Linked DNA regions of Homo sapiens: region 2 is linked to region 1. Evidence: chromatin loops called from intact Hi-C (ENCODE). Cell type or tissue: PC-3. All regions are shown on one strand. Links, peaks and the distances in the headings refer to the core of each region. The heading gives the core; the rest is flanking DNA.

The links. A loop is a pair of places that touch in the nucleus more often than their neighbours do. Peaks named below come from ENCODE experiments on the same cell type or tissue, not always from the same donor. Only the 100,000 strongest peaks of a DNase experiment are listed, where the experiment ranks them.
Region 2: it touches region 1 in a loop (3-fold over the local background); 2 of 110 quality-filtered maps call a loop at or near these places.

The regions. Positions count from the first base shown.
Region 1 is chr18:46,463,768-46,466,682 of GRCh38, reverse strand. No RefSeq gene overlaps it. Among named protein-coding and RNA genes, the nearest start is that of ARK2C, 130 kb to the right of the region's middle. RefSeq lists enhancers at 1-506, 1,410-1,909. In PC-3, for the core only: a CTCF peak has its summit at 1,235 (motif pointing left); no DNase peak of the experiment used is centred there.
Region 2 is chr18:46,319,957-46,322,871 of GRCh38, reverse strand. No RefSeq gene overlaps it. Among named protein-coding and RNA genes, the nearest start is that of ARK2C, 13 kb to the left of the region's middle. In PC-3, for the core only: no CTCF peak of the experiment used is centred there; DNase peaks (open chromatin) are centred at 331, 781 and 1,511; H3K4me3 peaks cover 1,260 bases; H3K27ac peaks cover 2,500 bases.

The DNA of each region.
Region 1 (2,915 bases), core at 204-2,703:
CCCAACAGTCCTAATCCTGAGGCTGAGACCAGGCAGCCAGCATGGTGAGTGTGTACAGCTCCTTTTCTGGAAAAGGGCCTCCTCCCTCAACCTATCTCACCCCAATACCCATTCTGCTAACATCCTGCGGTCCAGGATAGACAGTTTGTGCTGAAATGCCACCTCTCCTCTGGCCAAGCCTCTCATTAGGGCACAGGGTGAAGAAAACAAAGGAAGGGGAGGGTTCCTTCCCCGCCCCCAGCACCTCCCTTTCTTTTCCTGCAATCCTTGCAAGAGCAGCTCATTCCCTCCCCACACCCTCTTGGGTATTGACGGCTCACATGGCTCGAAAGTTCTTCCTTATAAGGATGGCTTTGTGAGTGACAAGGTTTTATATTAGCTCCTTCTTTCCTCCCCTGATTTAGACACAAGTCTGTATTAAAGAATGTTTGAGAGAACAGTAATTATATTGCTTTGGAGTAACTGCTAACAAAGTATTTCCAGATAAAAATCCCTCAGGGTCTACTTTAAAGAAGAGATAAGACTTATTTGCAATTAGCACAAGCTATTTACATACAAACTGTTGCACCGAAGTCTAAAAAACACTCTCACTTTTAAGTAGGTTAAACAAAAGCCTTCTAATGTTGTTTTCTTGGTTCTTTGGCTAAACAACCCTTTTCATCCAAAATTCTGGTACAAGCAAACTTAGCTCAGTCCAGATACATCCTTTCTGGATATTGATTTGTGGGGTACAAATGGATGAGTTCGGACAGGGCTATGGGTGCCCTACTTCCTGAGGACCCCCTAGTGTGTCCATCCTGAACAGGCACTCCCATTACTCCCAGCTCCTTTTCAGAGCCTGGCACCAGGCACCAACCACCCATAGACATCCCAAAATGCCCTGAGCAAGGGTAACATAAGGGAGTTTCAAGGGAACAGATAGGGCCATCTCAGCCTTGGACAAAGGGAGTAAATAGAGTCTCTAGGAAAGGAGGTTTTGGACAGAAGGGCCTGGAGAGAAAAGTACATTTGTCCTAAATTCAGAAGGCAGAAGGGGTAGTTTTGGTAGGGGCACCTGAAGGGTGGTGCAGGGGAGGTTGCTTATGAACTGGAGGGAAGATGGGTCTGTTCTTCCAGCCTAGTGGCCTCAATGTGCCTTTTCTTCTAGAGTTTCCAACCAAATGCAGAAAAAAAAATTGTTTTATCAGTGATTTGAGAAGTCGTGGTGCTGAGGCCTCAGCCACCAGCCCCCTGCTGGACAGGGACTGCTGGTGGCTGACCATGGCAGGAAGTGGGCAGAGGAGAAGGGTAGATATTGATAAGGTCTGGGAAACCATCTAGGAAAAGGAGAGGGAGGAGAGCCAAGAGGATCAAAGAGAGAGCCAACAGAAGGCAGGGTTTAAAAAAATAAATATCATCATCATCATAATAGCTAATATTTATATAATGCTCACTGTGTTCGAGACACGTTAAGTGCTTACACATATTATGTTCATCAAATCCTCATAAAAGCCTATGCAGCAGATACCATTATTATCCCCATTTTATAGATGAAGGAGCCAAAGCACAGAGAGCTTAAGTAACTTGCCCAAAGTCACACAGCAAGCAGCTAGCACAGGAAGCGCAAGCGTGGGCTTTTTATCAAACGATATGTTCAACGGAAGCTCCATATTTAAAACAGACCAAAGAGTAGCTGCTCTGACTGGTTGGAGGACCAGGGTGGAAATCCCAGGCCACTCAGTGGTGGGTAAGTGTGAGTGGAGACGTGTTATTTGCCAGGTTGAAGACTGCTGAAGAGGGCATGTAACTGAGGGCCAAAGGGAGGGCGACCGGACAATGCCTGCAAGAGAAGGATCTTGTTTCCCACTTCCCAGGAGTGAGAGGGGCTTCCCATGGCCTGCAGAGCACTGGGGAGGAGAGAGAGCAAGGAGCCAGGTGTGAGGTTGCAGGTGGTGGGGAGGATGGGGGGAGCTGTAGGGAGAAAAGTACTGGCTGGGAGGCACCCAAGAGTGTCTGGGAGTGAGATGATGACAGATTCCACTCCTCCTTAACCTGGGGGGTCATTATGGTGACAGGAAGTCACAGGGCACGTACCTGGATGTTTTCTGAGAACCTTTCTCCTGGGTGCTGCAATGGGAAAGGGGCGGGAGCAGAGGCTAGGAAGACTGAATATATTTTCATGTGTTGAGTGGACACAAAATCCAAGGAAAGAGAAATGCTCTCCTCGACCCTCTCCCTTCACCCCAAAAGCAGCCCAGACCTTTCCTCCCAGGATCAACCTCCATTGTAAATGTTAACAGATTAAACAGACAAACGGATAATAGAGGGAGGTAGGAACTTGAAATAGAGACTTGTGGGATTTTAGAGCTGGAAGGAGCTTAGGCTACCATCCACACCGGCAGAGCCAGAGAAGAGAAATGTCATGCCACATTCACAGGACTGGCCGGGGGAGGTCATGGATCAAATGAGACATAGAGAGAAAGGTATGGAAAACTCCAGACTTGGGTTCATCTCACTTGAATGAAAACTAAGAATCTAAACATTCATTAACCTAATGTAAACTATGGGCTTTATTTAATGCATCAATATTGGCCCATCATTTATAACAAATGCACCACATGCAAGATGTTACTAATAGGACAAACTGGTGTGGAGATGAGAGGGTAGGTGGAAATCTTTGTATTTTATGCTTATTTTTCTGTAAACCTAAAACTGCCCTACAAAATAAATTACTATTTTTTTCAAAGTTCATTAATGTGGGTTCTGTTTGCAGTTTTTCATTCACTGACCCCAAACTTTTTGGAGGGCAGATTCTAGACAATGCAAGGAGCTTGTGAGCATGGGCTTTTATAAGGGAGTAGAAAATCAACCACCCATTGAAAATCAAGTTCCTTCTCTTTTACAGAGAATCCGAGTAGCCCTCCAGTTCAAACACT
Region 2 (2,915 bases), core at 165-2,664, 140 kb after region 1:
TCCCGCGGTGAACTCTGTGCTTAGTATTAGGTGACTCGTTCTTTTGGAGACAGGTCCTGAGATGTGGGTCTGAGACCTTGGGGGAGGGCGCTTGCAGAGCTCCACACCAGCACTGCTCTGTCCCGTGTCCTCGTGCCTTCTCACCTGCTGCTTACCATCCCTCCCTGCGGCTCAGCTTGTCCTCCTCTCACTGGTGAGGAAACTGAGAGGTTGGGATACTTTATCCAAGTTGAGGCTGCAAAATTGGCATTCGGGCACACACCCGGGTGTGCCTCCCAGCCCTGGTCGCTCCATCAGGAGAGACGTGATGCACATTGTTTGCATAGTGTTACTTTTTGTCCCAACCCCCAGAAGTGAGGCTGGCCACACCTAGCTAGAGGAACTGGCCTCACCTTCCAGTGGAATTTGAGTGGCTCGGGATTCCAACGGATGCCCTCAGCAGTCTCCTCAAATCAGGCACAGTGCCTTAAAATGCCACCATCTCCATCCTTTGGGTTAAGGTATTGTTTAAAATGTGCCCTTCGGAAAAGCAATAAGTTTTCATGTAAATTTACGCAGAAGCACCCGTCTGATCTGTCAGCCTTCTGGAAGCTGAGTCTTCTCACAGCTCAGGAAACACAGGCACAGCCCTCCTTAGCATAGTTACTGAGGCTGCTGAATTTCCCTCTCTTTTGTCCGTCCCTCTCTCCCTTCCTGGGTCCCCTGCCCTCCAGTGAAATCTGAGAGCGTGCCTCTCTGGGTAGTCACAGTGCCTTGAGTCAAACACCTCAGACTCTAAAGATAGAGTTTCAGGTTTGGGTCAGGCAGAAGGGGTAGATTTGAGAGGCCTTCAGAGTCCCAGGAAAGACAACTGCTGATTTATAAGACTGGTCCTGGGGACTTGAAGGAGAGAGGCCAAGGGCAGAAGCAGGGCCTCTATGGGTCCAAAGAGGGGTGGGAAGAGGTCAGAGGTCATCCAGACCTCCTGGGAATGTCACCCTGCAAGGCAGATGTGGTCCAGGCTTCAGCCAACAATGTGTTCAGGCTGCATCATTAGAGATGAATTGATGGTTGATTACCAATAATAACCTCTCCAAAGCAAAGCCAGATGAGGAATGAATTTAATGAAGAGGGAAATGAGCTGACAGTGGCTTCATGGGGGGCCTTGGATCAGGGACTTTCAAAACCAGAAGGGTGAAATTTGAGCCTGACTGTTTCATTTTGTTTTATTGGTAATGGCAAAACACACATAACATAAAATGTATCATTTTAACCATTTTAAGTGTACAGTCACATCAAGGACATTCACATTAAGTACATTAGCAATGTTGCATAACCACCACCACAATTTCCAGAACTTTCATCATTCCAAACAGAAACCCCCAATCCATGAAGCACCCCATTCTCCACTTCCCCAGTCCCAGGTAACCTCTAATCTACTTTCTATCAATGTGCCTGTTCTAGGTACTTCCTGTAAGTGGACTCATAAAATATTTGTGGTTTTATGTCTGGCTGATTTCTTGGCATTATATCTTCAAAGTTCATCCACGTCATAGCATGTGTCAGAATTTCATTCCTTTTTAATGGCTGAATATCATCCCATTGTGTGTATATACCCACTTGGTTTGTTCATCCACTGATAAACACTCAGGATGTTTCTACCTTTCGCTATTGTGAATAGTACTACATAATAACTGAGGTACAAATACCTGTTTAAGTCCCAGTATCCTGTGCTTTTGGCTATATGTCTAGAAGAGGAATTGCTGAGTCATATGGGAATTCTATGTTTAACTTTTTGAGAAACCTCCAAACAGTTTTCCTGAGCCTTGCTCTTAAATCCTGGTAAAATATCACCCCCATTGTGCAGCGTTCAGTCCCCAGCTCTCTCCCCTTCTCCTAAGTCAAAATCCACCTAGCCCTCCTTTGTGCTCCAAGGCCACCTGTGCACATGATGAATGCAGCTCCTATCACTTGGCCTCTGGTCATCTGCTTACTGGTGTCCATGCTACAAGGGCCCTGGAGGCAGGGACAGCGTCTTGTCTGGTCTCACATCCCGGAGCCTAGTGCAGTGGTTGCTCATGGTAGGCCCCATAAATGATGACATGAACCCACATTAGTTTGAATGGGTGATCTGTTGCTCACTCACTCACTCCTTAGCTGTCTGATTGACCAACACAGCACTTCTCCCTGTTCTCTGCCAAATTACACCCTTTTCTTCTTGGCTGCAAAAGGGGTGCTCATGACCTGTCTACCTGTGAAGTGCTTAAGTGTAGGGTAAAGGATTTGATGCTCACTAGCCAAGTTGCCATGAGAAAGTTTTCTAAGCTCTCAGAGCCTTAGTGTCTTCATCTGCACAGTGGGGTTAATACCATTACCTACCACAGGAGGCTGGTGTGCACGTGAAGTGATATGTGCTTATCACAGTGCTTGGCCACGGCAGCGCTCCGCATGTGTTCACTAGCAGTCAGAGCATCAGGAGGACCCTGCTTCATCTCTTTCTTGTTGATGCCTCCCACATCTTCCAAGTTTGGTTTTGGATTTCAAATCCAGAACCTAAGTCAGTACCTGGCACACAGTAGGGACTCAATAAATATTGAATGAATAAATTGCTAGTTTATCTTCAACTCCAGTGAGCCATAGCTTTCTTTCCGGAGGCCAGAACAATTTGAGACCAGTAACATGGTCTGGGAGTGTTATTAGTCAGGCTGTTTTCACCTGTAATGAAGAGAAAATATTATTAATGGAGGCTTAAACCACTAGTTCATTTATTATTGACTTGGCACGTCCTGCAGTGGGAGTAAGTATGATATTAGATGAGTTCAGAGGCTCAACAATGTAATCAAGGCTCCATGCTCTTTTCATCTTTTCACTCCTTTAACCACAGTATATGGGCTTCAATTTTCTAGTTTATTGCCTCATGGTTGCAAGATGACTGC